Linked DNA regions of Homo sapiens: regions 2 and 3 are each linked to region 1. Evidence: read pairs that join two places in POLR2A ChIA-PET (ENCODE). Cell type or tissue: PC-3. All regions are shown on one strand. Each heading gives the region's core, and the rest is flanking DNA. Links, peaks and the distances in the headings are about the cores only.

What was found. ChIA-PET counts read pairs that join two places held together with the same protein. Peaks named below come from ENCODE experiments on the same cell type or tissue, not always from the same donor. Only the 100,000 strongest peaks of a DNase experiment are listed, where the experiment ranks them.
Region 2: POLR2A ChIA-PET joins it to region 1 with 6 read pairs; 1 of 35 experiments calls an interaction of 5 or more read pairs at or near these places.
Region 3: POLR2A ChIA-PET joins it to region 1 with 5 read pairs; 1 of 35 experiments calls an interaction of 5 or more read pairs at or near these places.

What each region holds. Positions count from the first base shown.
Region 1 is chr12:26,109,361-26,120,445 of GRCh38, forward strand. BHLHE41 (basic helix-loop-helix family member e41) reads right to left here. Exons shown (of 5, transcript NM_030762.3): 5 at 10,670-11,085. Among named protein-coding and RNA genes, the nearest start is that of BHLHE41, 10 kb to the right of the region's middle. RefSeq lists a silencer at 4,800-5,149. In PC-3, for the core only: no CTCF peak of the experiment used is centred there; DNase peaks (open chromatin) are centred at 4,991 and 5,161; H3K4me3 peaks cover 1,689 bases; H3K27ac peaks cover 2,135 bases.
Region 2 is chr12:26,048,788-26,059,872 of GRCh38, forward strand. It overlaps RASSF8 (Ras association domain family member 8), which reads left to right. Exons shown (of 6, transcript NM_001394098.1): 3 at 6,449-6,659. The coding sequence starts at 6,557. Among named protein-coding and RNA genes, the nearest start is that of BHLHE41, 71 kb to the right of the region's middle. In PC-3, for the core only: no CTCF peak of the experiment used is centred there; a DNase peak (open chromatin) is centred at 4,044; H3K4me3 peaks cover 477 bases; H3K27ac peaks cover 1,923 bases.
Region 3 is chr12:26,030,132-26,041,216 of GRCh38, forward strand. All of the region lies in intron 2 of RASSF8 (Ras association domain family member 8), which reads left to right. Among named protein-coding and RNA genes, the nearest start is that of RASSF8-AS1, 76 kb to the left of the region's middle. In PC-3, for the core only: no CTCF peak of the experiment used is centred there; no DNase peak of the experiment used is centred there.

The sequences.
Region 1 (11,085 bases), core at 4,016-6,515:
CTGTCCCAGGCAGCGTACTAGACTCCAGGAATGCGATGATGAATGAACAACAGATCTCTCTTAACAGAGGTCCAGACTTGTTACATGCGGCGGATAGGGAAGTTTTAACAGGTAGTTTCAATGCATCACCAACGGCACAAGTGGAAGCCTTGGCTTTGAGCAGGAGGAGGGTCACATTTCCTCTGCAGCTGGAAGGAAAGTGAGGACACGGGAGGAGGAAAGCAGGGAGGGCTGAAAGCTGGGGAAAGCATGACCATTGGCAGAATTTTCTTGGTGAAATAGGGGTTTTCCTGAGAGAGAGGAGTCTGGAAATAAGCCGAGGTCTTGGGTAAGTGGGAGAGAGAGGTCTGGGAGGGTCATAAGGAAATTCGAGAAGGAGCTAAGAACAAGTAAACAGTCTGACAGACAGCAGTGCAGGCCAAGCGAAGGCTGGAGGTGGTGCCAATCTGCCTGACAGGACTGTTAGGGCGTCCAGGTGCTGGAGACATACACAATTAATTACAATACAATGTGAAGAGTCTCAATGTGACAGGATGATTTACTGAGACGTTACTCTCTGTCTGTTCTCCTTGCATTTCCCCCCTCAACCATTTTCAAGAATGGCTCTGGGGCTAGTTACATCAGGGGAGTTTTGAAGCAAACCTCCTACCAGGCCCTTTATTTTTTTCTTTTTTATAGCAGAGGTCTCAAAGCAGCCTTCTCCAGATTGAATAATACTTTAACAGATAGATTTCATTTGTAATGAATAGTGTTTTGAAGTTTTCAAAAATAATTGCCAACATTTTGAAAGTAGATTTCACATAAAATCTAGATTTCAGCTTTTCCTGGAAAAATTGGATGATCTCGCAATACTGGGCCTACGTTTTCACCAGGCTGCAATTGCTTGGAGCTGAGTAATGTCTGTCCCTTTTAAAGGAGGCGCAACCTCCAGTTCACTCTGGTCCCTACCATTTTCTCTGCCAATACCATTCATTCAGGTTAGCTGCCTGGTCTCTGCAGCCCTCTCTAAATAAAGCTGGAAATTATGTTAGGGGGAAGGAGTGGAGGCAGAAGCAATAAGCAGTGGGGCACAGGTGTGCAGCTCCTTGGGCGTGGCAAAGCCCAGGAGGGGAATAGGGACACAATGCCCCAAAGGCCTAGGACTTCCAGCATCAGCAAAGACTCCTACCTAGAAAGTGACAGAGAAGGCAAGGATACCAAACAGCAGGCTCTGACACTGACAATTATCTAGGGCAGTCTGAGAAAGAAGGGGTCCTTCCCCTGGTTCCTGAAATCCCGAGTCCTTGTGAAAATCCTAGAGAGTTTGGGGAGGGGAGGGGGACAGGAGAGTCCACAATGACTGAGATCATTTTCCAACAGCCCTTGGGGAAGTAGCGTGAAGTCAGACTTAATGAGAGAAAATAAGAATATCCATCACTTCTTGTACATGCACGTTTGTGGAATAAGATGTTAAACATCAAAATGGAGATTTAAAGAAAGGGCTAAGAGTAAAGAAGTGGGTGAGGTTAAGTTTTGACTAAAATAGTTATGGAAGTTTTCACAGAGGAGGTGCAATTTGAGCTGAGTTTTGAAGGATGAGTAGGAGGTATCCAAATGTAAGTTAATCTACCTAAAGACAAACATTTGAGAGTGCAAAGCATATTCAGGGAACTTGCAGTAGTTCCGTGCAACTAGGCCATTAGATGCTCATCTTTCGGTGGGGGAAAACAGGACAAGGAAGGAAATGGAAGAGAGTGAAACCAGAAGGGAAGGTTTAAGCCTTCACACATTCTTCATGACTGTATGAAGTATACTATGCTTTAGTATACCTTCTGTGTTTAGAAAGTTAATTGACTGGGCGCGGTGGCTCACGTCTGTAATCCCAGCACTTTGGGAGGCCAAGGCGAATGGACCACAAGGTCAGAAGTTCGAGACCAGTCTGCCCAACATGGTGAAACCCTGTCTCTACTAAAAATACAAAAATTAGCTGGGCATGGTGGCAGCGCCTGTAATCCCAGCTACTCGGGAGGCTGAGGCAGGAGGAATTGCTTGAACCCTTGAACCCGGGAGGCGGAGGTTGCAGTGAGCCGAGATCGTGCCACTGCACTCCAGCTCTGTGGGACTGAGCAAGACTCCATCTTGGGGGAAAAAAAAAGAAACAAAGTTAATTGTGCTGGCTGTGTGTTCAATGCTTGGGGAAAGGGAGATTGGACAAAGGCCGTTAAGTAGGCTCTTGCAACAGTCCAGGTGAGAGTTGATAAGGGTTTGAATAGTCACTGTGGGAATGGAAAGGCGGGTTTGGATTTCAATAGTCATTTATTGAGTACTTACTGTGTGCCAGGCATTGTGCTAGGTGCTGAGATTACACAAATAAATACTGAGCCTTGCTTTGAAGAAGCTCATTGATTAAGGGACAAAGATGACCACACCTGGTAGAGCCAGCCTAGAGCTGAAGCAGCTGAGACTGTCAAGCCTTAGTCTCATGTGTTGTACATTCCATCATGGGTCACATTCTGAGGGTCTGTTTCCACACAGGGGTTGGGGCCATCTAAGAGGTGAGATACAACCTACCTTGCAAGTTTTGAAACTCATTTCTTCCTCTACAGGGCTATTACAGCTATTCTTGCTGACTAAAGGGATCAAATGATCAAAATCTCCTTTAATTTTCAATTTTACAGAAGGAACTTCTCTAGATGAGCAATTTTTTAGACATGGTAACTTGCAATCATTTGGACTAAGGTGAAATTGAATTAACTCTATTGTTAAGGGAACTCCATTAATGCTTCATCACTGTTTCCAATAAGCTTCCGAATCAGGCTGAATCTTTTCCCACTTGCAGGTATAAGATGTTCACTGCCTTTGCCTCCTTACCACTTGCTGACTTCTCTATGTAGTTTATTCTTTGGATCACACAGTGCCTGGGACATAGGTGTTCAGTAAGAGTGGAGGACATGGGTTCGTAACACGCAATGTGATGCTTTGAAAAGTTGTGCGCTGTTATCTTTGGAGGCGATCAAACTGAACTAGTTGCTAGAAATGTTCATTCATCCAGAAAATATTTATTGAGAGTCATACATATTTATTTACAAAAGGCCATGTTTATTTACTTATTTATTGCCAGACACCATTCTTGCATTGCACAAAGCAACGAACCAAACTAAGTCCCTGCTTATCCTAGTGAGGTGGACAAGCAATAAACAGATTATGAGTGTGTATACACACACAGTACATCGTTGTAATGACAGGTGATACCTGCTATTTAGAAAAACAAAACAGTAAAAATAAAGGATGATGTTGGTGGGGAGGAAGCATTTTATACATTGCCTATGGGTTGCTCGGGGAAGGCCTTTCTAAAGAACGGTATTTGAAAAGAGACTTACAAAACATGGAGAGAAAAGGTGACGGAATTGGCTTTCCAGATATCTGGGGACCCAGTCTTGCAGGCAGAAGAAGGAAAAAATGCAAACATTCTGGTAAAGAATCAAGCCTGTCCTGCTGGAAGACCAGCAGGGAGGCTAGTATGAAAGGAGTGAGGAAAGGGGAGAAGAAAGAGGAGACCGTGAGTAGGAATTGATAGGATTAGAGATCCAGCCCTTTCACCTGACATTCTTCCTAAGGGCCAACTGAAAAAATTTCATGCTGAGGGAGAGGATGACTAATTGTCGTAAATAATCATTGTGTTGGCAAATGCCTGGGAAGCTTTGAGACTTTGCTAGGAGTCGTAAACATCACGAGCGGTGATGAACTTGCCTGTATGATCGCTGCTGTATCTCCAACGCCTGGCACATATAGAAGCTCAATATATATTTGAGTGAATGTTTGAAGTTTATCTTTGCTTTTTCAACCTTTCAGAATATTAATGACTAAACTGTCTCGTGCAAACGGTCTAACGTGGTGGGGGGCCGCGGGGAGGAAGTGCAATTGAAACTCAACCTATAGGACATTATGCATACATATCATTAACAGACAAACAACAAACAAAGGATGCCTTGTGCTTTGTTAATGTCTGTTAGCTTCCAGCAGCCTGTCTCCAGGGTGGCACTCACTGTGCCATTTAGACTGGAGAGATTACAACCATTCTGTAATGTCTTAGCAAATACTGGCACCTGACCTGTCCAGATATTTCTGGCAACGTCTGAGATCTTTTTCCATCACATGACCAAAGCCATATTTGCAGAGGGTAGTGGTACTTCTCTACTTTTGCAACACCCTTGGGTATACTCAGTTATCTAAAAGACACCATGAACTCCAAATTACTCCAAAGTAATTGTTCATTTTAGGCTGTTTATAAACAGGCATGTTTCAGAAAGTGTTACAAAATCAACGTGGTCACTTCCAAGAGTGAAAGTGTTAGATGACCAATTTGCCCAAAAGGGGTTTGTAAATAACTAGATGGTAATTTACCAAAAAAAACCCAACCAAACAAACAAACAAAAAAAAAACAACAAATCCATCCCCCGGCCCCTGGCTACATTAGTTTCCTTCATTTTACTGCACCATGCAAAATCCGTTCGTGCCATAAAATCACTTCTCTTACTTTACACCTTGAACGGAAAGTCCCAGTGTATTTCATCACAATTAAACAAATCGCCTAGTACTTAATTAGTGGGAATTCAATTTGCAAAACTCCACGTGAGCCCAGTGAAAAGATGTAATGCCTCAGACAGCCGGTACTGCGACACCTCGTTTGCCCAGAACTCTCCTCTGGCACTTTCTCCCCACCCCCACCCACCACCTGGGGTTTTCCCCGCAAGTCCTGGCCCGGGGCCTGGACCTGCTGAGGTCCCGCCCGGCCGCGGCCCGCTCTAGACCGGAGTTCCCGCCCCAAGGCCCTTCTGAGGCGGGTGTCGACCTTCGCGTAACCCGCGCCCAGGAGGGCCGCTCGGAAACTGCTGTGTCAGAATGGTTTGAGGAGTCCCGAGTCAGAGCCAGCTTTAATTCGGGAGGGATGACTACCCAGGGCTGGCCCGCGGAGACGCAGCCGGGAAGGGTGTGGTGCAGCTGTCGGGAGAGCGCGCCCGGGCCCGGCCGCCTCGGCTCCGCCCTCGGCCCCACGGTCCCCCATCCCGCCGCCCGCCAGCGCCCCGGGGCCAGCGTCTGGAGAACTGTGGACGCGCACGCGCGTAGGACGGCGAGCAGGCCCCGCCCCTCCCCGGCCCCCTCTCACGTGCTGCTCAGCGTGCGCCCAGACATGTGCGGGCACACGTGACAGCGCCGCGTCCGGCCCCGGTTCCCTAACCCCGCGCGGCTGTACTTTGAACCCAGGCGTGGGAGACTGGAGCAGGGAAGGGAGGAAGGAAAACCAGGCGGGGAGGCCGGCCTCGGGGAGAATGATATCATCTGCAGCTTTATCGCTAGGCAACCTAAGAATGCTTTTCCTCTCTCTCCAATCCTAGAGCCCCTTGAAGAGCTCAAGGCTGATGACATTATTCCCCCCTCCTTTCCCTCCAACCCCCCATGCAGCGCTCAAACGGTGATTCAAGGAGCAAGGGTTGGTTTACTAGTTTTAAAATGAGGATCTTAGCAGGCACAGTTCAGAAATCGATCCATTATCGCGCCCACTTGGGTCTGCAGAGGCCTTCGGGGGTGCCTGCAGTCAGGTGCCTCTCTGGTCATACGCGGTTTACACAACCACGATATGGCTAGGCAGATAGATAAGCCTTGTTCAAGATAATATGTATTTGAAAACTAAGTCCTGCTTAAGGTGTCTTAGAATCCTGTGTCTTTATAATACTATAAGGGTTTTTCTGGTTGCTCTGAGTTACAGGTCGCCAGGAGTTGGGTCAGACTGAAGTCCCCCTGTTACAGCTAATTTTCGAATCACAGTGAGGAAGCCGCAAGGCCGCATATGGAAGCAACATGTATTAAACTATCTGGCAGATACTCAATATCTCTGTTGTGCAGCACATAATATTCTGTGTGCACACCCATATGGAAAAGGCTCCAAAATTGAAACCTTAGCTAAAGTTCACAGTGCCCTAAAAATACTCTATATAAAAACTGTAGCACATGGCCCTCTCTCCAGCTTGCTGGATTCTAGAGGTTCTCTCTGACCAGCTTCATAGGTTATTTTGGTCCTAGATCCCTTCTGTTATAGAGAACCTCTAGGGCACAACCAGGACCACACAGGTATAGAGGGGCAGAAAGCCCACCGTTATGTGGAGACTTCCAAACTAGGAAAGGCACATTTCTGGATGTCTCCAAAGTGAGTGGATGATGGAATAGTATGGTTATTTGTAGGAGACTTTGAAAATTATTTCCCTAGAATTTCATCTCTCTCAAAATTATTGCATGCTCTATGCCATAATTTAGCAAGATTATTATGGTGATAATCTTTCCTTCTCCACCAGCAAGTATACTCTGCCTTTGAGGATCGCACATGGGCTAGCTCAACTCATTCCATGAGAAAACCTTAGCCTGTCCCTCCCCATTACTAAAACTATGGCATAAAAGTATAAAGAGCACTAGACTCAGAACCAAAAATCCTGGTTCTCTTACTGAGCTCTATGACCTTGGACTAGTTCTTTGCCTCAGCTTCCTCCCAAAGGTTTTTGAAAATCAGGCCTTAGGATGCCATGTTTCCCTCTAGAACTGCTCAGTCTCTCTCACTCCCTTACTCGAAGGGAAAGAAGTCACCATTAGTTTCTTTTGTAAAACAGATAGATGGAGGAGGTGAGACAAAGAGCTGCTCATGAGGTACTGCTTTCGTTCCCCTACCACATGAGATATGATCATGCTCTGAATACTATCATATCTCACTTCGCAGCAGGAAATATCGTGACTCCCTAGTCCCAGCCCATGGTTCAAATCCTCAGGAGGCGATTTTGGTGAGAGCCAGCATAGCAGTCACGCTCTAAAGAGACTGGCAAGTTAGGAAATCCTTGCTTAGACCTCAAGTCAAATATAGCCAATTAAACTGTACTGCAGCTTATTGTAAATGGCACTTTTTAAAGTTTAATTTCCAGTTGTTCATTGCTAGTGTATAAAAATACAATGTATATTTGTTTATTGATGTTTTCTTCTGTAGCTTTTCTAAATTCTTGTATTTGTTCTAGTAGGATTTTTTTTTGGTAGATTGATTCCCTATGATTTATGTACCTGATAATGTCATCTCTAAATAAAGAAAATTTTACTATAAAAACGTAAATAAAGTGTAGTGCAGCTTAGCACGGGAGCAGGGTCGGCCAGAACCTTCTCTTTGGAGATGGCCTCATGCCCTTATTGTGCTGCCGTTCCTTCTGTAAAACCCAGCTACTTCTCACCTAGGCCTCCTCACTTGGATGTAATTAGTAGCTCCCACCCCCACCACAGCAGTGTATCCATCCCTGGATAACACTTACTGTGTTGCAATGTAATTTATTTTAGTATAGGTCTATCACCCACACTAGACTCTGAGATCTTCAGAGGTTAATCTTTGATTCTCTAGCACTTACCATGGCACCTCACATACAGCAAGCAAAACAAATATCTGAATCCCCACACCATTTATTGAATCCATAAACTCAAGAAGAAAAGGAATATGCTGTAATCGATGAGGAGTCTGAAACCTCTCACCATGGGTGTGTCTAAATTCAGAGGCAGCATCTGGACCTACACACCCATCCTGCCAGTTCCCCAGAATACTTTTGCATTCTGCCGGCTGCCCAAGAAGTCCAATACCCAGAGGCAGGGGAGGTTACATACTAGAAGCAGGAGCCAGAGTCATCCTTAAATCAAAATGCTGAGTCAGTTTCACTAGTGGCCCTCCCTCCCCTATTCTTAGCAACTAGAGAGAGGTGTTCATCTAATCAAATAACTTATTCCTGACATGCAAATTTGTTTATTTTGTGGTTAGTTGTGGGCTAAAACCATTAGCAAGTTGCTTTTATTTTTATGTAATAAAATGATGGCAAAATATATAACGTATTTGAAGGCATTTGCATAAGTAATCTTGAAGGCATTTGCATAAGAAGCATCGCTGAGAATCTGGAAGTTAAAGGAAATAAAAAAGCTGAGAATCTATCTGGAAGTTAAAGGAAATAAAAAAGGTCACAGATTCTACAAATTCACACAACTTACTTGTAGAACAAACCCTCAGGTCCTCTGTCAGAGCCTATTTACTCTAATTTTAGCACATTTCAAATGGGCGTGGTAGTGTTTAAATGGTTTCCCAGCCCACAGTAAGTCAGAGGTAGCAAATTAGATAAGAGATGGAGGAAGCACTCTGAGGCTTCAAGAAGTGACAGCTGACAGGCTAGCTGTGCGTAAAGAGACTGAAAAACCCTATAAAAAGCAGGTAGAACTCAAAAAAAAATTTGGTGCAGGTGCAATTACTCCCAGATGTCATGCATAGTGCAAAAATGATGTTTACAATGATGACCCTGAATTATTGAGAAAGGTTAAGTATGTCCAGGTTAAGACATTTAGAGGATATGTGTAATACATTTTAGTATGCTTTCCACTAAAAATTCAAAAATGAAAAACAGCACTGGCATTTGAACATAGAAGTTTTAGTTTTCTAAACCACTGACTGTCCCTCCTGTCGGACAAACTAGGCATCACTGAATTTAGAATTTTAAAATATCAACATTTAAAAAAGGTGGTTTTATATTTGTTTGGAGTTTTCAATATGGAATCTCTGAACGAGCATAAGAAACCCGATTTTAAGACAAACGTACAACTCCTAGAATAGCATATTTTTAAAGTACATGCTGCGCATGTTTTCTAGTATAAATCCCATCTTAATCACACAAAATATGTGATAATTTCCCACGTCAATCCCTTACTTAAATTCTTCTATGAAAAACTAGAACTTCCATGGGACTTTAGCATGCACTGTAAATCCATCTTGAACTTGTTTAAAATAACAGTGAGAACAATGGGTGGGTCTAAATATATTGAGCTGAGGGTCCAATAGGTTAAGAATTTTTGTTTAATGAAAAATATCAGGTTGCTACCTGAAGTAAAATACCATGATCACAACAGTACAGCCAGCTTTTGGCAATATAATGGTCTTAAGTCATTCATGAGAGCTCTGTTCATTTCTAGCTAATGTAAAAGTCCTTCGTGTGTTTGCCCAGCCATGTCTCTCCAGAGGCTCCACTGGCAATCACTTTCCATGGAAAGGTTAAGAATTGACCTGTGACATAGAAAGGAGTAGGCTGAGCCTCCTTTTACATAACTTTTGAACAAATCTCGGGTGGTGGGCAATAACCAAAGTCATCGCCTGGATGGCCAGAAACAGGGAACTAAATGAAAAATAGTTTCACAATGATAGGAACTAAAACTCCAAATTTTACATAGCTATTAAAGTGTTGTTTCTAGTGCCTTGAAAACGTGCTTAAGGTTAGCTCTTTGGAGGGGAGGGAAGGGCCATTTTTTTTCAATTCAATATAAAGTTTGCTAAGAAATGTGTTATATAAAATTAATCTTTTTAAAGATTATGTAAAATATATGTATGTAAAATTAAATTTTTATGAGTATAATACTATACTCATAAAAACATTGACTCAAGATTCATATTTGCCTGAAGTTGGAAAATCATTTTAGCTGAAATTTCACCACTACAAGTATAGAAGCCTCTTTAGTGAATTATGACTTCAGCCTTTTAATTCATTAAAATAAATCAATGACTAAAATAAAGTTTTTTCAGATTTTCAGATACAATATAGACAATATTATTTTTGCATTTCTGTTCTAACTTTATCTTACCATGTTACCATATGGGCACTTGGACTAAATAACTGACTTGTAAAATCTGGCCCAACTCTGAAGATTTTTTTATCTCATTATACCAAAATTATACACATGCTAAAAACACTGTATTATCCTCTGATTCACTTTTAATCCTTTTTGGTTATGAAACTAATATTACTACAGTAGTGGCATCAAAATATAGCTCAAAATATTTGAAATGCTGTTTTTCCCATTATTCTGATTCAGATAATTTTTCTAAAGTTCAATAAATTAACAATGCTGAAAAATCCTACATAGTTTTCTAGTGTTGATTTCAATTTCCTTTGTTCTATGGTTTGTTACGAAGCTTCATGGGGGCTGCTCAATCAAGTTCAGCTTACTTGGTCCAAGATACTGCAATGGGAAGTAGTTGAGTGACTGAGGGATATAATAGAGCTGGCCACTAGTGCTAGTGCTGACTCTAGGTAGCTCTGTGACCTTGGGAAGATACTTAATATCTCTGGGCTTCCTTTCTTTTTTTCCTATCACGAAATGCAGGGGACTGGATGAGCTGTGGCTCCTTCTGGCTTCATACTGTTATGACTTGCAGTTCAGTTGCCATAAAGTCAGCAGAGGGAGCACTTTTTCTACATCTTATACAATCTGACTCTCATTTAAACATTTTCAAAAATCAAGGGGTTTGTGAAGAACATTCCTGAAACTAAAAGCTGACAATCCTTCACTGTTTGTATCATATCACAGATTTGAATGGAAATTTGAGAAAAGTCTAGAAATTATTTCTGATCCTGGAATTCCATGATAAAGTCCCATGACAGAATTATTTTATAAAAAGAAGCCAAAACACTCTCATATTAAGCACCCCTTTGTGATCATCTATTTATACAAGACCCAGTGAAAGAGGAACACCTGACCATACTAGAGAGGCTATGTGATGTCACAGACGAAAACTGAAAAACTTGTCAATCATTAAAACAATAGAAAATTGGGTCTAACATAAACAAACCACACAAGTTAATTGGTAGGTTTTTCTTTTGCACTTTTCATTAAGATACATTGGGAACGAGCAGGTAGACAAAGCCAGAGCCTGGAGGCTTGCAAGAGATTGGAAATGTGTGACATCAAGCCAATGACAAAAAAAAGCTGTAAATCTGAGAACTGTAGTGATTTGTATCCCTATAGTTATAGATATCTTAAAACTAATTGAGCATCCATTATGTCTTTTTTAATTATTAGACAATATCATATCGTATATTAAAGTTTTTATTCCTTAGTAAGAATTTTTAAATCACAAAATAGTGTGGCAATATTTAGGTAATAGAATTTATGGAGTGCTGAAAATACTAGAATATAAAGGTAATTTCTAGTTTATCGTCACATACTAAACTTTTCTAAACCAGCTGGTTTCTCACAGACAGTATTTATTTTTTTAAA
Region 2 (11,085 bases), core at 2,947-5,446, 62 kb before region 1:
TTGTCGCCCAGGCTGGAGTGCAATGGTGCATTCTTGGCTCACCGCAACCTCCACCTCTCATGTTAAAGCGATTCTCCTGCCTCAGCCTCCCTAGTAGCTGGGATTACAGGTGCCCACCACCATACCCAGCTAATTTTTTTTTGTATTTTTAGTAGAGACGGGGTTTCACCATATTGGCCAGGCCGGTCTCGAACTCCTGACCTCAGGTGATCCGCCTACCTTGGCCTCCCAAAGTGCTGGGATTACAGGCGTGAACCACTGTGCCCAGCCCTCCTTCATCTTTTTTAAGGTATGGTGTTCTGGGCTTAAAATCCCAAGCTAAATACTTGCCTTGTAAGTGCACTTCTGTCAGATAGATGTCACAGAAGAATTCAGTCTAATAAGCATGTTCTTGTGTTTCCATGGGGTATTAGAATGATTTTACAAAACATAACTTGGAAGGGATGGGAAGAAATGACTTTTTAGTGGTGTTGGCTAGTAAATTAGATTAGTAAGAGGAATTATTCTGAAGCTGGGCTAATTTTTGAGATGAGCCTTTGATTATTGAAAACATATCTCTTAGTTTTCTAAAACAGGTAATTTTACATAAAGATTTTGTTTTTCCTTGAATTACAATTACTACATAAAAATCTTACATTTCCACTGTGAACTTTAATTGACTGGCAAAAATTAACCCAAATTGTTAATTTAGAAATAAGTGCCATCCTTCAGTTATTCTGCAGCATATTGTACTCCCAAAAGATTTCCAATGCTGTTTTATGCACCGTTGATTAACCCTGCTGGGTATGAGAGAAGTCTCTACTTCAAAGTCATAGAGCTTTAACATTGTATATGGTCGAAAAAATATAATTGTCAGTAAGCTATCTGGAGCTGGGCTTTTAATAAGAAACTCAACTGAGTGCCCTTGTAGCACTCAGTGTAAATTTGATGCTCAATGAAAAACTAAAGTTACTAGTTATATTCATTTGAAAAGTTTATCCTAAGGAAAAGACGGAATTCTTTTTTTTGTTTTTTGAGACGGAGTCTCGCTCTGTCACCCAGGCTGGAGTGCAATAGTGTGATATCTGCTCACTGCAAGCTCCGCCTCCCAGGTTCACACCATTCTCCTGGCCTCAGCCTCCCAAGTAGCTGGGACTACAGGTGCCCGCCACCACGCCCGGCTAATTTTTTGTATTTTTAGTAGAGACAGGGTTTCGTGTGTTAGTCAGGATGGTCTTGATCTCCAGACCTCGTGATCTGCCCGCCTCGGCCTCCCAAAGTGCTGGAATTACAGGCGTGAGCCACCACGCCCAGCCAAAGACATAATTCTTAATAGAAGGATCAGTATTCTCATACCAATAACTTTAACTTGATTCATAGCATGTTTTATACTAGATGTGACTGAAATTTTAAAATATGAATTACAATTTCTAATATCTGCTTACAATTTTTGAATGTGCTGCTGCTCTAGGTATGTGGATTAGTAACCTAAAATGTCTTTATTTTCAGATGCTCTTATTAGTATAAATGTTTCTGAAAATTTGCATTGCTATTGATTTGTCCTTCCATAAAAAAGAAGTTTATACTTTTTAAGTTAGAACTTTCACTTCTGTCCCAGACCTAACTCTTGAATTCAAACTGTGTGCCGAGCCCTGTACTAGATAAGGTACAATTTGAAAAGACATTATTTCATGCCATTTCTTACAAATGCTGCTTGGAAAAATATGCGTCTTGACTCAAATCACACAAGAGGTAGTAGACTCGGGATTTGAACCTTGGTGCATCTTGTTTCCACTAATCAACATTGTCTCAAACAAAATGACTTATTCCAGAAAGTATATTTTAATAGTGTGAATTTAAAGAAAATGCAGAAAATCTCCAAGAAATTTTGCTTTGTATTTAAGACAGGAGTTAAAATTAATGTGTATGTTCAGACATATTTTATTTAGGATTCTGTAGAAATAAAGCTGGATGTGATTTTCCAAAACTGAAGGAATAATTCATTGATGCTGAAAAAGGAACCTGAGCATCAGATGCTCATTTTGCTGGCATGTGTTTTTCATAGATTCTTTGAATTAATTAATTCTTTGCAGTTTCTTAGCATGATTTAGCACCTCTTTTCTTTGTTTTGAAATGGCAAGTTTGTATATATTATCTGATCGTTGTTTATTGACAAAAACCAGTTTCCAGGTGATTAAAGATAAGATTTCTTAGGGTGGTTTAGGACATTTTAAAAAAACATTTATTGGGTACAGTGAATCCTTTTGGGAACCCTAGCCTTATTTATTCTTTAGTTTCTGTATTCAGCCAAATTTCAAATATGTGTCCCAAATTACTAGATTTTTTTGACACTGGAAAAGTTATTTAAACTCTCCGAGACTCACTTTTCTCATATTGAAATGAGACTAATCATATCTAACTTGATGAATTATGTTGTGAGGAATAAATGAAACATGGTGCATGGTGCCTAACATGTAATAAGTACTTGTGCCATTTATTTCCACAATTGCCAAATACTTAAGTGTGTAATATTTGAGAGTGTTAAATCACTGGGCATGTGTGAATGCTGGCACCTGAAGGTAATGAATAGTAGAAGAAAGAGCATGAGCTTATTCAATTTAATAATGAATATTCCTGTTAGTTTTTGGGGAGTTTCTGGTCACAACATTTTTAGAACCCATCAATACATAACCTTGCTTTATGTGTTTTTTTCTGTTTAAAGATAACTTATTTAATAAACATTAAATATAAACATTTATATTTAATATGCAATAAGTATAAATATTGGCAGACCAAAATTTACCCAAATCGTTAATTCAGAAATAAGTGCTATTCTTTAGTTATTCTACAAAATATTGTACTCCCAAAAGATTTCCGGTACTGTTTTATGCACTGCTGATTAAAACCTCTGGGTATGAGAGAAGTCTCTATTTCAAAGTCACAGACAGAGCTTTAACATTGCATATGGTTGAGAAAAATATAATTGTCAATAAACTATCTGGAGGTGGGCTTTGAATAAGAAACTCAACTGAGTGCTTACTGATTCATTAACGTTGAACCCACACCCAACAGCACTATAACTCATGCCTAAACAAAGTTTACATAATATATATGTTTTCCCCATGGGTCACCTCACAGCCTTCTTGCCTCAGAAACCCTGGACACCACTTCAGCACTATGCTTGGGGGCCATTTTAAATGGTGAAATCCCACCAACAAAACTCACAAAAAACATGGCACCAAGTAGACTGAGAAAGGACACATGTTGACAGTATGAGAGCTGAAACACAAAGGCAATGTCACCTTGTTCAGTCTCAGCTGGGAGCGTGTGTGTCAGCTAAAAACTTTCACACCCTGTGCGTATCCACAAATAACCCTGAAAGCACCACAAATAGTGATTTTTGGGATTACAAACAAATTTTTAGCAACTAGGTAGGTTTCACAAATATGGAATCTGCAAATAATGAAGATTGGCTGTAATTCCTTTAAGAAAGCATTGATCTTGAGGTAATATGTTTCCACAAATGCAAATGCTCAATTCCAGGAGGATATTATGACAATAAATGGTTCTTAGCTAAAGAATACTTGTTCCCTGGTAGCATGTTAGTGAATAAGCCTAGTGCTTCATTGTAAAAACTATTAAAATAATAGTGATTTGCATCTGGAAACCTCATAATGAAGACAATAACTGAACTATATTAAAACCTTTGCAGTAGAGCCTTCTATCTGCATCACTGTTTCCATGGAAAAATATATTCCAAATTCCAATTGGAGTGTCCTTTTGCTTCCTAGGTCTTTAGTCTGAACGATGACCAATCCACCACACGCACCTACAGTGTAGGTCTTCCATTTTACTCTCTAGTCTGGTTCTGGGGCTGGGCATAGAACTGTTGGAGTTGATATAAAGATCAGGGTTACAGCTCCTAGAGTGGAGTATTTTGGGCTGAGACGATGGGGTTTTCCAGATATTGGATCATGTCATCTGCAAAGAAAGACAACTTGACTTCCTCTCCTCCCATTTGACTACACTTTATTTCTTTCTCTTGCCTGATTGCCCTGGCCTGAATTTCCAATACTATGTTGAATTAATGACTCAATATATGACTAAAAGTTCAAAGTGAAACAATGATAATTCAGATAGGAAAATATGTGGCAGTATGCTAAAGTCTAAAAAGGAATATAAAACGTCTGTGAGATACCTAACATCAGATTTATAGAAACAGAATAGAATGTAGGTTGTTGGGGGCTGCGGACAGGGCGAAATGGGCAGTTGCTTGTAGAAGGGGTATAAAGTTTCAGTTACACAATTATGAGTAAGTTCTAGAGATCTGCTGTCCAACATGATGCCTGTAGTTAATAATACTGTATCATGTACTTAAAAATGTGTTAAATGGATAGATCTTATGTTTTCTTCCACAATTGAAAAAAAAAAAAGTCCTATAGAATCATTTGAAATGATGGGTTTCTTGGTGGCAGGGGGGCTTTAATGAGATCTGTACCCTTTCTTGCTTGATTTCCCAAGTTTAAGATATTTTAATGAATAAGAAGGCACTTTAAATAGACTTTAATCCAGCTTTTACAAAAATTTAATAAAGCAATATATTAATCTTAGGCCATTTTTGATACCTTAATTTTATCCCAAGAAAGAATAAAACATATTCTATTTTTAGTAAGTAGAGTGCCTCGCAGAAGAGGAAACAAGTCAGAACTTTTCTGTTTTCTTAAATGTTCTCTAGATTGGGCAGCATATAAAACTCTCCTTTGAAATTTAGAGTGCACACCAGCCTATTAAAGTCTCAGAGAAGTCTAGCTGTAAAGGAACTTGTTTAACTTTATTTACTGGCTTTCTTAACATTTCTTTAACTTTGGAAGCCTTTATCCCCAGGAACTTTAACATCTCACAGGCCCTCATAACTGAGGAGCACAGTTATGGAATCAGCTTGTCATTGCCAAGGTGGCCCCTTCTTTCTTCATACAGGGGATAATGAAACCTATGCTGTGTCATATGCAGAGAGCTAAAGCAAAGTGCTAGGAGATTAATGTTCAGCCAGGCCTTTCTTGTTTTTAGGATGACAAAAAGGATTTGTGTACCTTCTCTGGAGAAAATAATTAGGTTTATTCTCCTTCCCCTTGCATGTGTTCTGACTTACCTATCCAGGTGACCAGATGGCCTAGAACTGTCTTAGGTCTTTTAAAAGAATGTGCAAGGGACTAAGCCACTGTTTGTAGTAACTACTGTTTTACAAGAAAAATTTCTAGTGTTTTTAAAATAAGCTTTTAAATAAGCCATTAATTCTGAAATACCAGTGCCACTGTAAACCTATAAACAAATCCAAATGTTCTCTTAATTAAATCAATGTTTATTATATCTCATGAATTTTAACAACAAAGACGTGGGAAGACCACAAAACAATGGACAAACAAAAAATCAGATTGATTAGAGAATTTACATAGGAAGAGTTGAGAGTTTTTTTAAACCCACAGGAAAAAGAATTGTGATCATTTTTAGCAGGCTAGTAACATTCTTATCGATACAGGAAATAAAGAATATTTGGTTTGACTATATGACAAAGTAAAAATTTCTGCTTTGCTTATAATGCAGCCAAATACAAAATCAAACACTGGGTAAACACAGCAAGTAGAACAAACGGTTAATGTTTATATTTTTTGAATAACTCTTGTAATTTAAGAAAACTATCAAACCCAGTTAAATGAGAAAAGGATAAACAGTTCACACATGAGGAAACTGTTGGTCGTCAAAGGAATTCGTTTCCTTTGACTAAGATTTTTTACCCACCTGCCCTCATGCTGTGCCTGGTGTTGGCATTTCAGCGGGAAGACACTCTTTGTCCTGTGGGGAGAGGGAGGCAAGGGACACATTTAAAACAGTTGTCAAGACATCATACATGAGAAGAGAGAATGAAATAATAAGGGAAAAAAATATTAGGAAGGCAGACAGGTAGCAGTTTTTTTGTTTGTTTGTTTGTTTTAAATCAGGAATGTGAGCTGAGTAAGATACTTTGACAACTGTTCTTAAATTTGTTAATAGTATTGGCAAAACACTGCACACTGCAAAGTGGTTCAATTTTATTGATAATTCCTAAAATGACAAACTTTTTTTCTTTAGTTTTGCCTCAGAAATTATCCTAATGAAATAATCCAAAAAGAAAAAAAACAGGACAGAAAAACAGCGCATATATTGAATAGGGCTTGGCAACTAAATAGGAATTTTTAATGTAATGGAGCATGAGTTCATGATTAAAATTATGATAAAAATAGTTGTAACATGAAACACTGTCATGATAGGTGACTGTAGTTGCATTTGTGTTGCTTAATTCATTTCTGTAAAATAAGCCTGTGTACTTCAGTAAGATTATGATATGTTAAAATTTGTTTTGTGTAATACTTACATACTTACTAGAAGAAATGTTGATTCATTTTATTACAAGTGATTTTTTGCCCTTTTTTAGCTGACTACACAGACTTAGTCTTCTCCACTCCGTGTTCCTGCAGCTAGAGACATGACCTAACACCCTGATGACCACTCTCAGGGACCTTGAGTGACTGGCCGGTGCACCATGGAACTTAAAGTATGGGTGGATGGAGTTCAGAGGATTGTTTGTGGAGTCACTGAAGTCACAACTTGCCAGGAGGTTGTCATAGCCTTAGCTCAAGCAATAGGTGAGTGAACTCTGTGGGTATCTGAGAAAAGTACATTGTGCTTTCTTTCGTTGTATGTGTTTGTTTTAAATATAGATTTCTAGGGGATTTTGTTCATTTGGTTCCATAATAAGTCTCACAGGCACTCTTGTACTTATTACAGTTTGCCTGTGTTTAGGTACATCTGTGATGATGCTTGTTCTCTGACACCCCTAGATTTTACTAACCCTGAGTTAACATCTACACTGCCTTCTCCTCTCCTGTTGTTCAGCCTAAACAGTGACTTCTGAAACTAAAGATGTTTCCATGAGCCAAAATTTAGACCCAGATTAAGAATTTAGATTCTTAGTTCCCAGAATCCCTCATTAGGAAAAATCCCACCTATTGTTTATTTCTCCATACTTTCAGAAAATACAACAAATGAAATAACATCGTTCTTCACTGGAAAGATAATGTATACTTTTAAAATCTTATGATTGGCTGGGCATGGTGGCTCACGCCTGTAATCCCAGCACTTTGGGAGGCTGAGGCAGGCAGATCACTTGAGGTCAGGAGTTCGAGACCAGCCTGGCAAACATGGTCAAACCCGTCTTTAATAAAACTACAAAAATTAGCCGGGCGTGGTGGTGCGCACCTGTAATCCCAGCTACTATGGAGGCTGAGGAAGGAGAATGGCTTCAACCCAGGAGACAGAGGTTGCAGTGAGCCAAGATCATGCCACTGCACTACAGCTTGGGTGACAGCGAAACTCGGTCTCAATAAATAAAATAAAATAAAATCTTATTATACAGTGAAAATGAAGCACAGCTCTTGGCTTCATGTTATTCTCCCACCATGTTTTACCCTTTCTTCTTATTTATTTTAAGCTTATCTTCATCATAGTTTATGTATATTTAGTTGCCTTAAATGATGAGGGCATAAACACCTGCATCAGAAAAACCAGCAATATGGGTCCAAGTTTATATTTGCATCTTAAGTCTTTCATTTAACAAACATGTACTAAGAGGAAGCTGTGTGGCCAGCACCATGCTAAGTGTTCAGGGCCTCTTTGTCTTTGAGCTCCTTATCAAAAGTTGATTTTATGTCTCGCCAGTTTATATTGGAAGCATGTCAATTAGCTCAGCATTGAAATGAGTCATACTGTTGCCAAGGCACTTTAGCATTTGGTAGAGATGATTGTGCCACCTGTGATGTGGCAGATGCACTGTTAGAGGTTTACAGTGCCCTATACAAGACAGAGACTTTCTGGTAATATTGACATCTTTTGATTTTTCCTTAAACACTATTGCACAAGAATATATTGCAGCAATGCTGAAAATTCTGGGCTTTCACATCCGGTGAAACTCTTTTTGCATTTGAGAATCTTATATATGTAGACTTAAGTTTAATTATTAAAGAGGAGAAAATTAAGGCATTTAATTTTTTCATATTCTTTCTATGAGCTTATTTAGTAATTGTCACTATTAAGAGCTTCACTTAATTTATGTGAATTAAAATATACAGCTTTTTTTTTCTTAGTGAAGACTACGTTTATTAATTGTCAAACCTGGCTTTCCTTGTTATATTTGGGAATTAAGCCATGGACAGTGCTAAAAAAGAAAAAAAAAAGTAGTTTTTACAAAAGTCAAGGTAGTTGAGTAGTGCTATAAGCTGCATCTGTCCATAATGACACTTTTGTGTGTGTGTGTGTGTGTGTGTGTGAAGTTCCATTTTTTTAAAATTACACTTTAAGTTCTAGGGTACATGTGCACAACATGCAGGTTTGTTACATATGTATATATGTGCCATGTTGGTGTGCTGCACCCATTAAGTCATTTACATTGGATATTTCTCCTAATGCTATCCCTACCCCATCCCCCCGCCCCACAACAGGCCCGGTGTGTGGTGTTCTCCACCCTGTGTCCAAGTGTTCTCATTGTTCAGTTCCCACCTATGAGTGAGAACATGTGGTGTTTGGTTTTCTGTCCTTGTGATAGTTTGCTCAGAATGATGGTTTCCAGCTTCATCCATATCCTTACAAAGGACATGGACTCATCCTTTTTTATGGCTGCATAGTATTCCATGGTGTATATGTGCCACATTTTCTTAATCCAGTCTATCATTGATGGACACTTGGGTTGGTTCCAAGTCTTTGCTATTGTGAATAGTGCTGCAATAAACATACGTGTGCGTGTGTCTTTATAGCAGCGTGATTTATAATCCTTTGGGTATATACGCAATAATGGGATGGCTGGGTCAAATGGTATTTCTAGTTCTAGATCCTTGAGGAATCGCCACACTGTCTTCCACAATGGTTGAACTAGTTTACAGTCCCACCAACAGTGTAAAAATGTTCCTATTTCTCCACGTCCTCTCCAGCATCTGTTGTTTCCTGACTTTTTAATGATCGCCATTCCAACTGGTGTGAGATGGTATCTCATTGTGGTTTTGATTTGCATTTCTCTGATGGACAGTGATGGTGAGCATTTTTTCATGTGTCTGTTGGCTGCATAAATGTCTTCTTTTGAGAAGTGTCTGTTCATATCCTTTGCCCACTTTTATGGGGTTGTTTGCATAATCACACTTTTTACACAGAATTTCAAGGGGAAAATGCCCGGAGGTACCATGTATGTGCTTGCCCACTTGGACTACAGAGTATACTTATTTGTGAACAAGCCAAAAACACATTTTAACTAAATCTGCCCTCCTATTTTTACTTTCTCAATAACTCAATCCAAGAGCTGTTTTGAAAAGTTGACAACTTCAATACAAATGTTTTATGATATTCCTCCAAACTTGGCCAAACAACTCTTTCTGTATCGTAAATACTTCATTGAACTCAGAATTCATCTGGAGATGACTCCACTGGCAAGTAGCCGAGAGCTGTGGATCCTGATTTCTGTGGTGAGAGTTTATTAATTAGAGAAAATTGCTGCTCTGAAAAGCAACCCCAGAACTTCCAAGGCCTAACACAGTAAGTGGCTAGCTAGATTATTAGTAGAGCATGGACTGATGACCAGAACCACAGGTGGCTGTCAAGAATGTATAGTGAAGCAATTTGTAGACTGGTTTCTTAGGTTTAAGTGCGCGTCTTTGCCTCATGGGGGCACTACACACATGCGCACGCGCGCGCGCACACACACACACACACACACACAGAGTGTATTCTTGATTAGGAGTTACAGGTTTTTTTCTGGATAGTTAAAATTATTTTTAGGAAACCATAGAAACTATCAAAATGACTTACTATGAAAATATGCACACAAGTTGTCAACCTGCAAATATATATATGACAGCTAAGGTTTTCTTCATGCTACTAATCAATCAAATTGAATTAGCAAAGAGCTAGAAACAACATAGTTTGATGAAAGATGTTGAATCTATAGGAAGAAATCTTTTCTACACTAATCTGACAATCTTGACAGATTAGATTTAGGTGATGGATGTAGGACACATGCTCAAATGATGACAGAATAACTAAAAGTGAAACCTTAGTTGAAACCTCTTCTTGGCATGAAGTGGTTCAACTGTCCTGCAAGAGTGCACTCGGAGTTTGTCACTGTACACCCTGAACTTTCTGAAACATTCCCAATTTAAATGTTCTACTTTGTTTCCCCTGTAAAATATCTCAGAAATGCATTTTTTTCAGAGTCTAAACTGCTTCTCAAATCTAAGTGAAACAGAAAGCCTTTGACAGATCATCTATCTCAAGTTATAATGGAGAAAATGCATTTGCTTTTATCTCAAACCAAAAATATGACAAGGATGTATTTCTGCCCTCAGGCAGCTTAGAGCTTAACACAGAAATAAAAGTCCAGCTAACAAAAGATGAGAGAGGAAAGAAGGAAGAGAAGGAAATCAAGGAGATTGAGGAAAAGGATTTCTGATCCACGGTACTTTGATACTTGGTGTCATTGAGAAGACAAGGAAAGAAATATGTACTTTGTCATATTTAACTCTTAGCTTCACATGTAAAATATCAATTTCAGAAATTTAAAAATTGATTACTTTTCTACATTTATAAAGTAATATTATTTATTGTAGATTATCTTGAAATTTAGAAAACACAAAGAAGGTAAGAGAATCACTCATGATTCTACTTCCTAGCAATAAACAATGTTTTTTGTGTACCCATAGATGAGCTTTTAAAAAATTATACTCTTCATATGCTTTTTGTAGTTTTGAGTCTCATTGTCTCATTTTTCATTTACTGTATTGTGAATTAATTTTCCACATATTCATTTGCAATTTTAATATTTATAACAATAGTCTAATTTTTTATTTTAATTAGCTTCTGTATTTTCCACATCTGTAGAATATTATTTTAATGAATGTTAATACATGTTAATTCATAGCATGCATCAGTCAAGATGGGTTAGATTATGCTGTGTTAACGAACAGCTCCCAAAATCTTCTGGTTTGTAGTGTTTTCTACTTATTTTGGTTTATATTTTTTTAACGTAACCAG
Region 3 (11,085 bases), core at 3,562-6,061, 80 kb before region 1:
AGTTCATTTGTTTTCTAGTATATAATTGATAAACATTATAGTGACTTGTATTAATTACACTTAGTGATAAAATAATTCTTAGTAGGTTTTTTTCCCCCCATGATCCAAATAATGTTTTATTCAGGAGAAAATAAAAACTCATTTTATTCAAAAGCCTTGGTTTTTAAGTATTTTCTGTGACAGTGTAAATCTTCCTTCTTTCTCATGGTTTATAAGCCCAGGTAGAGGGGCTACAAGAAGCAGAAACAAATTCATTCCATGTAATTGTGCTTGTTTTCAATGAAAGTTCTGCAGGGCTCTGTAGGATGACTTTTTAAAACCACTTGTCCGGATAAGATGGATTCTATTCCTTTTATTCCGGTATTGGGTTTTTGTCTATCACACATGGAAATGTTTTTACAGCCTGTGATGCTCTGCAGTGCTGTTACTAATGCCATAGTAAAAATGCTGAGATGTTGCAGTGCAACAGAAATTCCCACTTAGAAATACATGTTAGTCAAGTGAATAATATTTAACTTCTTTCTTTTCAAACCAAATAGACATCCCCGAAGTTATCTTTTTTTTTTTTCCTAAACTTAGATTTTAGTAGATAAGCAGCCCAGATTAACTTCTGGAACAAAGTTAGGACTTAAAAAGTATTTCCTCACCCATACTGTACCAGACAAGTGCCTGGTTTTGGGGCTAGGTAAATAAATATTTTAGGCTTTGCAGGCAATATGGTCCCTGTTGTTACTACTCAACTTCATTGTAGCACATGAGCAGCCATAGACAGTACGTAAATGAATGAACCCGACTGTTTTCAATTCAACTTTATTTACAAACCAGGTAGCGGGCCATAACTTGCAGACCCCTTCAAGATGGTCAGGAACAGTGAGTTGAAGCAGTAGGAAATATGATATTTCTTCTTAAATATGTCTGCAGCTTTTACTGCTGCAGCTTTCAGTATAAATGAAGACTCTTTACAGTTACGTAATGCCTGAGACAACAATCAAATAAGCTTTATTTTACAACTAGTAACTTGGTGCCAAATTTAACTTGTAGACTCCCCCTGCCCCATTTTTTTTTGAGGTATTATGAGGGTTTGTGATACTCTGCCAGTACATTGGGTTAGATTTCTGGATTACTTTGATTTTGCCAATTGTCAAACCTTTAAAATTCCAACACCCCAAGATGCTAGATTGTTTCAGTATTTTTTTTTCTAAACACTGCCATTTAACTTGGATTCTCAAAGTATATTTTGGCTCATCGTTACACGTGAGACCCATCCATCCTCATCATGATGGTGTGAAATCAGTGTAGAGTTCTTGAACTCAATCAGCAGCCCTTTGTTAAGCTTCTGCCACAGGCCCAGTAGAGTTACTAACAGGATTTGAGCCCAACTGAGGGCAGGGTCAGATTTGGTGGCAGTGTGCCAGGTGGATCACAGAGAGGTGTAAGCAACTATAAAATTATAAGGACCTGAGATGATAAAGGTTTGGAACTATTGCTGTTGGCAGTAAGAATGGTAAGTAGTTGGTGGTCTGAGAGACTTAAAATAGAGGACTAGAAAATGCTTGCCTGCTTCTAAAGGCACTTGTTAGGTAGGGTCTGCGGGATCAGAGTGGGAATGGGAGAACTTGAGAAAAAGAGGGTTAATAGAGATTTCAATAGCAGCCACACATGTAAAACTACAGATATTTCCATCATTTTTGAAAATATTTCTTATTCAGAGTAATCTAAAAAATCTGAGGAGATGCTTCAATGGCTTAATCTGACCTATATGTTTTGCTTATAAATATGTTTCAAAATATCCTGTTTCTCATCATCATGTTAGTTACTTTGATGAAATACATGTTTTGGTTTACATTTATGTGCATGATGTCAGCAGCTTACAGTACATGAAGGAAACTTCCCATATCCCAGAAGTAGTGACTTAGGAGAACTATGGTCTTGAGATGCTTGGAAATTTTGTATCTGGAAAATTTACCAATCAGGGAATTTTCCATTGAGCTTGCTTTTTTGAAAAGGTCCTTCAGTTTGTAGCAGTTTGTTAGCCCAGTTTATCCTTTCTTGTGATGAGCTAGTCATTTTGCATTTTCACATATAAAACTTTGAAATGTCTTTTAAAAAGTTTATGGGAATATTGTGTATGTTATTGCTTCATTTTCCCCGAAAGGAAGTGGGAGAAATTTGAGTCATTAATATACATTAAAATTCTGTGTATGTTTTTCGTACTCATAGCAGGTTGTTCCAAATCATCTAGGTAACAAACTTTGGAATGTTGATAGAAAACAAACTTCTAGCACTGTTTGTATGGAGAAGTATTTCCCAAAGTCAAGTTCTAGGACTCTTGGGACTGTTTCATGGCTGAGTCAAAGGTTCCCTTGTGACATGTGAATTTTTAGGAAGGAGAACAATGACAAATTTTTTTGAAATTGCTACATTAGCATGCAACAAAAAATTCTGAGGGAAATGTTTCCTGGCAGTTTTTTTATTATATTTACCTGCAATTTATAGCTTAAGGGAGTTTTAACCCATGAAACCTCCAAATCTATTAAAAGTGAAAAGAGCTAGATAGATTTCATTAGCATGCGTAATGCCCAGTTTCCATACCCATCTATAATCATTTAAAGCAGGAATCATAATGGGAATATGAGCTGAGAAATTCTGTTGATGTTTGAAATGTCTGGAGTGTCAACATAATTAAACAGCGTATGTACACAATTGGCCCTGCTCCAAAACCAGTGATTATGTGTCTAACATCAATCCCCATGTGTCTACAAAGCTGTTAGAGTAAACATCTGGAATCTTTTACTACCAAAGCTAAAATATTACATAATCAGTTAAAAGAAAGAGCTTCCTACCCACAGAGGTCCTGCAGAGAGCAATGTATGCTGTGATCTTGTTTTCAAGCAGGCCTGTCTTCTTTAGAGTAGCAACTAAATATATTAGATACTTCAACTATCCTTGAAATGTGACTTTTCCCCTGAGGTAAATACTAAGGATGGTTTAAATGTTGCTAAATGGTTCAGCTGAATCATAAATACTCTGTAATGAGACCAGAGGGGATCAAGTTGATCAGTGGGAGACCACATTCTTACCAAAACTGAGGCTCAGCTCTCAGGCCATTTCAAGGTATGCTGGAGTTCCTTTGAGCAAAAGAATTTGGTATTTTCTCATGTATGTATTGAAGCACTAAGTAAAAATTGTGATCTTTCAGGTCATAACAGAAAACCCACAAATTGTTTTATAGCATGTTTTTGATTTCACAATATAAAATGACAAGAATAATGAGATCTTCCACATCTTTTTATATTTTTCCACTATATTTGTGTTAAAGCTTAGGTATTATTTTCATTCTTTCATGCTAAAAGCACATTAGCATTTTCTAGAATGTAAGTGGTTTTGCTAGAAAAATGATATTAATATGATTATCCAGATTGTTATTTTGGAGGGAAAAAGGAAATAAGTTCTGCAAACACTGTTGGGTTTCTTTTTTTTAATGATAGAGGCATAAGATGAATAGTATCCATCTTCATAGAAAGAAAGAAACGTAGAGCCAAGTATTGAAATTTTTTAATGGCATATTTCTTTGTGGAGGTGAAAACTGTTTCTTTGCATTTAATATGCACATCTGCCTTGTCCCTGTCAAGTTTGCCACCTTCCAGATAAAGGTTGAATGCCAGGACTCTCAAATCAGCCTCCACTCAGATCTCAGCTCCCATCTCCTACCAGTTGTATTGTCTCCAACTAGTTCACCTTTCTGAGCCTCCAGGGCCTCATTTGTAAAATGGGGATGAGAATAAAAACATGACCTCAGTGGATTATTCTGAGTCGTTGTATGTGCCTAGCAAAGAGGAAGCACTTGGATCTGCTGGTGCCTTCTCCCCACCACCATCATGTCGACCAGACCCCAGCAAGCTAGCAGGGAGGTGGTGGTGGAGTGGGGAGAAAGATGTTCCAAGCAGAGGAAGCAATACATGGCAGGGCAGGGAGATGTGGCTGCCTCACAAAGGTGGGGAGTAGTTGAAGAACGGGCTGGAGTGAGGTGGGCAAATGGTAAGCACGTGGCACACTGTTCAACTAAGATAATCACAGCATTAGCTGGGATTTGGGGGTGAAGGAGTAGGAGTGAGGGGAGATGTGTCAATGTCCCTAAGTCCACAGGGGCAGGACAAAATAGCCCTATGGTCTGTCTAGGACAGAGGTGTTCAATCTTTTGGCTTCCCTGGGCCACATTGGAAGAAGAATTGACTTGGGCAACACATAAAATACACTAACAATAGCAGATGAAGTAAAAAAAAAAAAAAAATCTCATGATGTTTTAAGAAAGATTATGCATTTATGTTGGGCCGCATTTAAAGCCATCTGGGCCGCATGCAGCCCGCAGGCCACATGTTGGACAAGCTTGATCTAGGATTTCTATCATTCCTACCACTTCCAAAATTAAACTCATTCTTTTCAGTGGGAATGACTAAGCAAATAATCTTAGGGGGGAGAAAAAGATCATTATTCTTTCTGACAGGCTAAGTAACTCCTATTCCTTTTCCTCCAGCATTTATTTCCCATATTTCGAAATTAAGGAACCTCCTACTTTTTACATCCTAGCTAGAATGCATGAGGGGAAATCAAACAAGGGTGGGATAAGATCCAAACACAGCAAAATTATTTATTACATCTTTTCCATGTAATGTGCCTATTAAAATTCATGATATTTAAGCTACATTAAAAAAAAACATCTAACTAAAAAACACCATACAGCAGATTCACCAAGTGTAGATGCATTCTCATTGGTTTGTTGTAGACTGCTTTTACCTTTCTAGGTACTGTTTGTCATAGCATTTGGTTTTTAATTTCTGTGTGAATTAGTCACTATGAACTATCCTATTTTTGGTATTATGGTGATTACTCTGGTGTTGCCCTATAAACTTTAATAGACGTTTTTCCAGTTGTCCAATACTACTGGTAAAAATTATTAATCCCTAGAAGTAAGGTTAGTTAATGAACTTCTCTTCTAGGCTGTACTAAGGCACTGACCCCTACTCTGTGGAAATGGCTTTCCAACCAGTTTTACTCTTGTATGATAAGTTGTAGGGTTTAGTGATAGCTAGTCCCTGTCTTCAAAGTTGGCTGAGAAGAATGCTACTTCGGCTAGAAACAGAAGAACTTCTTCACACAGTTAATATTTCTTTAAACAAAATGAAAGTGTTTATTGTAAGAGAAAAAATTTTAAGCCCAGAAAATACTGAAAAGATGAAATTATATAATCATATAATATAATTATATGAAATTATATAATTATATAAGTATATGAAATTATATAATTATATAATATAAGTATATGAAATTATATAATTATATTATATAATTATATAATTATATGAAATTATATAATTATATAATATAATTATATGAAATTATATATAAAAATTATATATAGTGTATATATTTTATATTATATATTGTATATATAATTTTATATTGTATACATAATTATATATATAATTTTATATAATTATATAATTTCACCTTTTCAGTATTTTCTGGGCTTAAAATTTTTTCTCTTACAATAAACACTTGTTTTTTTTTAAAGAAATGTTAACTGTGTGAAGTTCTTCCATTTCTAGCCCAAGTAGCATATAATACATATATCACTATATATCTGATATATATGATATACATCACTAGATATACAATATATGAAATTATATATAATATAATTTCATATAATTATGTATTATATAAAATATAATAAAATTATATATTATATATTATATATAATTATAATCATATATGATTTCATATATATGATATATATCATATATTTCATATATTTTTATATATTATATATTTATAATTTATATATATATAAAGCCATCCATGATTTCACTCCTCTGAGCATAAGGGCCCAAACTCAGTCTAAAGGGCAGATACCATGACAGCTTCTTCATTTTAGCTTTTTTCTTCAGCTCAAATCCATTCAAGAACAACCTAGTTTACTCCCAGTGATCACTCATTCATCTCTTTAATATTAATCTACATCTGGGCCTCTCTTGCTTAAATCCATGTTCCTCGCTAACTTCTGGATAAGATCAGCAATGGCAGAGACGCTCTGAATATTTTTTGTGAATCATATCTTTATAATTGGAGGGCACATCGGGGGAAACCAATGGCTTCTGTTTCTGTTTCGTTTTGTTTTGTTTCATCCATCCCTTCAAGAAAAAGAGAAGGCTTCTGTTTCTTGAACTGAAAAATTCTTACCAAGGAATAAATAGAAAAGCATTTAACAAAAATTTAAGCTATTCTTAAAATTTTGATACTTATTTCAATATTTATTATTTTTTAGAAAGTTATTTTTATATATGGGCCATTTGGAACAGTTTCATTTTTTAAATTTTAATGTAAGATGTCCTAATTTTTATTTTAAAAGAGCCAAGATGACTTTGAGACTAATATTTAATATTTAATATAGCCCAGAAGACTGGTAACTTGAATTTTTTAAAAAGTGTATGTCTGGTCGAGCGCAGTGGCTCACGCCTATAATCCCAACACTTTGGGAGGCTAAAGCAGGTGGATCACCTGAGGTCAGGAGTTCAAGACTAGCCTGGCCAACATGGTGAAACCCTGTCTCTACTAAAAAAATAAAAAATAAAAAAATAAAAAATTAGCCAGGCTTGGTGGCACACGCCCAGCTATTAGGGAAGCTGAGGCAGGAGAATCACTTGAACCCAGGAGGCAGAGGTTGAAGTGAGCCGAGATAACACCACTGCACTCCAGCCTGGGCGACAGAGCAAGACTCCATCACAAAAAAATAAAAAAAAAACAAAAAACTGTATGTGTATTACCCTAGGATAAAGTAGTATCTAAGTGATAGGAAGTTGGTGTTTTCCTTTTATATCTCAGAGTTTATCTAATTTTACTATTAACAGTATTGGTTGGTTGCCTAATAATTTGTTTGAAATCCCCTTCTTTTATTGTGTGAAAAAGTCTACCCAGGGACTATAAAAGCCGTAAAGATTAAATTCGGATAATTGCTTGACAGTGCTGTACCCAGGGCGGGGCAGTAGGAAGAGGCAGGGTGGGAAACAGTGTCTGTACAGAATTTGAAAACAATAAAATTAAGAGTCCTGAAAGCTGACCTTCCTTATCACCATGGTCCAGATATTTTAAGCAATATCAGTGATAAGATACTCTTTTGTCACCTCCGTGGATCTTTGTCACTGCCAAACACCACCCTCACTCCCTTTGGTACACTCTTTAAAAAGTAAACGCTATACAAATAAGTTTAAATTTTCTTACAAGGTATTTCATATAGTTTTTGTATTTTGTATACTTTTTAGGGCATATTTAGAAAGGGGGTAGAGTTTATAATTATTTTACTACCAAGATCCCATTTTATTATACTTTTACCAAAATCTTCATTCCATTTTTAAACATTTTATTACCAAATTGTGTTTAGTTAATAATATTTTTGTTTTTATTATTTGATGTTTATAACTAGCAATGAGATTGGCATAGAAACAACAAGCTTAGCACAGTGAATTCAGGTAGTTATTTTCACAAGCAAATATATTTCATTGCATGGATAGCCTTTATGTGGCTGGTGGGCCTTCATGACACTTTTGTTAGGAGGTGGGTGCTAAAGAGATACTTGTATGAGATGCAGGGGGAAGCTTCAGAGGAGTGGCTGTGTCCTGAAACCAAGAGCTTCCCCTAAAGGGTCACCACAGCAAGCTTGTTTTCTCAGTCAGAGACTAAAGGAAAATTGTGCCCTAGCCAGCTAGCCTGAGTGTGAAACAATTTAAAGGTGGAGAGAGGGAGAAAAGCAGGTATGTATTAACCAAGGCCAGCTCAATTCTGGGACTGGGCTGAGTGCCTGTGCTGTGTGTATTTGCACGGCATCCCCTCCTCTTTGGTGTGTTGTCTTTCTACCCTGTACACACCCCCATCACAGTCATATTGAGTTGGGATTATAAACTTCTGGAGTCAACACACAGGTTGCACGTGTTGTGTATGCTTTGGATGAACTAATGGCACTGTGATAAAATAGTTTGCTCTCAGACCCTACTGTTTTGTACTTTTATTCTTAGAGTGAAGCTTTGTTTCATGATCACGGTCTCAGAGAACCTCAGTCCCTTTGGAAATAGAACTGACTAGATGAAATACAATGAAGACCACAAAAATAAGCTAAAAACTGTAGTTTTGACTGTTTCCTTGAAAGTATTTTGCATTTTCATTTATGAGCACCGTAGATCCTGCAAATGTACTTGTGTGTTTTTATACTTTGTGTTTAGAACCTCAGCTTCTGAGGCATACTGGAAAGGCCAAAACTACAAAACTAGATATTTGGCTTTTAAATGTATCTTCAGCATACATATTCGTCACTGTTACCCAGGGCACATTTGAAAAACTCCAAAAACCTTGTATAACCTACTCTTTAATTCCCAAGATTAATTTGGGAAAATAAATGCTTTGTTTTTTAAAATGTTCTTATTAAAACACACACACACACACACACACACACACACACACACACACACACACACTTTTAAAAGGGAACATATTTAATTTGCTTGGTTTCCAACAGATATAAGTAGTGCTCAGTGAAGCCCTAGCTCCCAGTGCACAAAACTAGGACATTGTTTTTGTTGGTTTTATTTAATTTGACTTTAGTGTCCTCACAATGAATTTTATTGCCCTGATAAATTACTCCTTTGTTTTCAAAGACAAATCCTTCCTATCATTCAGGTCTGTGTCAGTCTTTTCTACTTAGAGCTTTGTGGTACATGCACAGATATTTATTCTTTCTACATAAGTGTAGGACTTTTTCCCTTATTTTTCTAGAAAATGTTTATATTTCTAAAGTTTGCTTTTGAATTCTTTTTTTAAAAAGCTATTTTAATTGTTTCACAGTGTGAAGCATTAGAATCACAGAACTGTAAGGAACATCATGGATGTTCCTTGTGATTGGGAAAGGAATGATCCACGGCAGTGAGTTTCATTGGGGATCCTACTCCTATGAAATTTGGCATACTGCTCAGGTCAGGTTCAGAAGGTGAATTCTTAAGGTAACTTTCACAGCATTGCCAGAAGAATTAGCTTTTGCTAAGTAGATACGACAGTCTTCATTCTGTTTTTTTCTTAGGCAGGTGGAACGTGATCTCTCTGTCTGCTGCTCATAGTTCCCTTGTGAGACTGGGGGGGATAATAGCAGGTCCAGGTGGGCAGAGTTCTGATTTCAGTGGTAGACTCCTATTGAGGCTGGGTGTTAGAGGGTGGAGGGCTTGGGACTTGAGTTCTTTATTCAGTTCTTGTAACTTAACTCTTGAGTAGATCAGTTAATCTTAGCTGTTTGCTGTTTTGGTGGGGGCGGGGGTCGGTGTTGCAAAATGATAGTGTTAAATGCCTTGCCTAACTTTGTAAGTTATCTAAGACTTATCAACACTATTTGAATTTTTCAGAGAAAAAAAACCCAGAAGGTGTTATCTCAGAGTTGTAATTAACCTGTTGCCTATTGCATAAACTTCGTGGTACATTAACAGTACCAGTAGTTGGTGATTCCCATGTCGTCTTCCATTGATTTTTCTAATAATATGAATTTTCATTCAATGTTTTTGCCATGTTTCTTCTGAAAGAATCACCCTGTGACCTGGGAGTTGAGGCGAAAACTTTTGCTTTTACTTGTTATTTACTTTTTGAGTGGATCTGTTTAAATAAAAGGTATAACTAATGGCTTAATGTAAAGAAATTAATTGATTTGCCTGGATTTAATGAATAAATAACTTTAGACAGAGAAATAATGTTTGTCTTTTTTGTCTTTTCTACATAATCATGTATGTTACTGAATGTCTGACCCTGGTAATACTGTAATTAACATAGAGCTTATGAATCATATCATGTATTTAAAATTAAATTATGACTTCATTTTCTTGACTTTGATTAATCTCTCAGCGCCATTTATTTGAGCATTAAGATTCACTTAAACTGTGGTTCTTTTGTTTTATTTTTAATAATCTTTTTTTGCCTTTTTAATGGTTGAATCATAACTTTAAATATATTAGTATTATTGACTTTTAAAAAAGAAATTAGGAAATTGTTTATCTCCTTAACATAAGATTTTTAGTGTGATAGCTAAACGCAAATAATTGGCTCCTTGGGTTGGAACCAGAAAATTTCCCAACTTCATTCCCTTATCATTCTGCCACTAGTAAGTAAATTTTGAGCAGTGGAAAGACTTCCAAAGTGGGCTAATATCAGTGAGGTAGGACATGCGGTGAAGGTTACTGGGGGGTAATAGTGGCCGAGGGGAGTGGTGAAGTGGCATCTTACCCGGAGGAGGAAAAGTATTTTGTTCTAAAGTTTGGAAGAGGCAGGAAAGGGTAGGAAATGTTTTTTCTGACGGGCTTGTGCCACAAAGTTTGAGAACCAGGTCAGTAGAACCTGCAGCTCCTGCTAGTGCTTCAGTTGAATAGTTACAGATAGATACCTCTTGACTCTGAAAACATCTGTCCCATGCCACACTGCTGACATCTTTCCTAACACCCCACTTTACCTGGCCTCCTCAGTGGTAACTTACTTAGTCCTTGAATCCTTGCTTCCCATTTTAATAGCAAGGTAACTGCTGACCCTTTCTTGAACTGTGGCTTTTTCCTGTTTTCTGGGCATTGAATATATTCATATAGGACTAACATGAATATTTGAGTTCAGTTTGTTAGACTATGATTTTTGCGTAGTTTATTCTTATTTTTTGTTAGTATTCTTATACTAACAATTATACATAGTTTTTTTTTTTTTTGAGACAGAGTCTTGCTCTGTCTCCCAGGCTGGAGAGCAGTGGCGTGATCTCAGCTCACTGCAAGCGCTGCCTCCCAGGTTCACGCCATTCTCCTGCCTCAGCCTCCCGAGTAATTGGGACTACGGGTGCCCGCCACCGCGCCTGGTTAATTTTTTTTTTTGTATTTTTAGTAGAGACGGGGTTTCACCTTGTTAGCCAGGATGGTCTCGATCTCCTGACCTCATGATCCTCCCACCTCAGCCTCCCAAAGTGCGGGGATTACAGGCGTGAGCCACCGTGCCTGGCCAGTATACATAGTATTCTTAATAGTT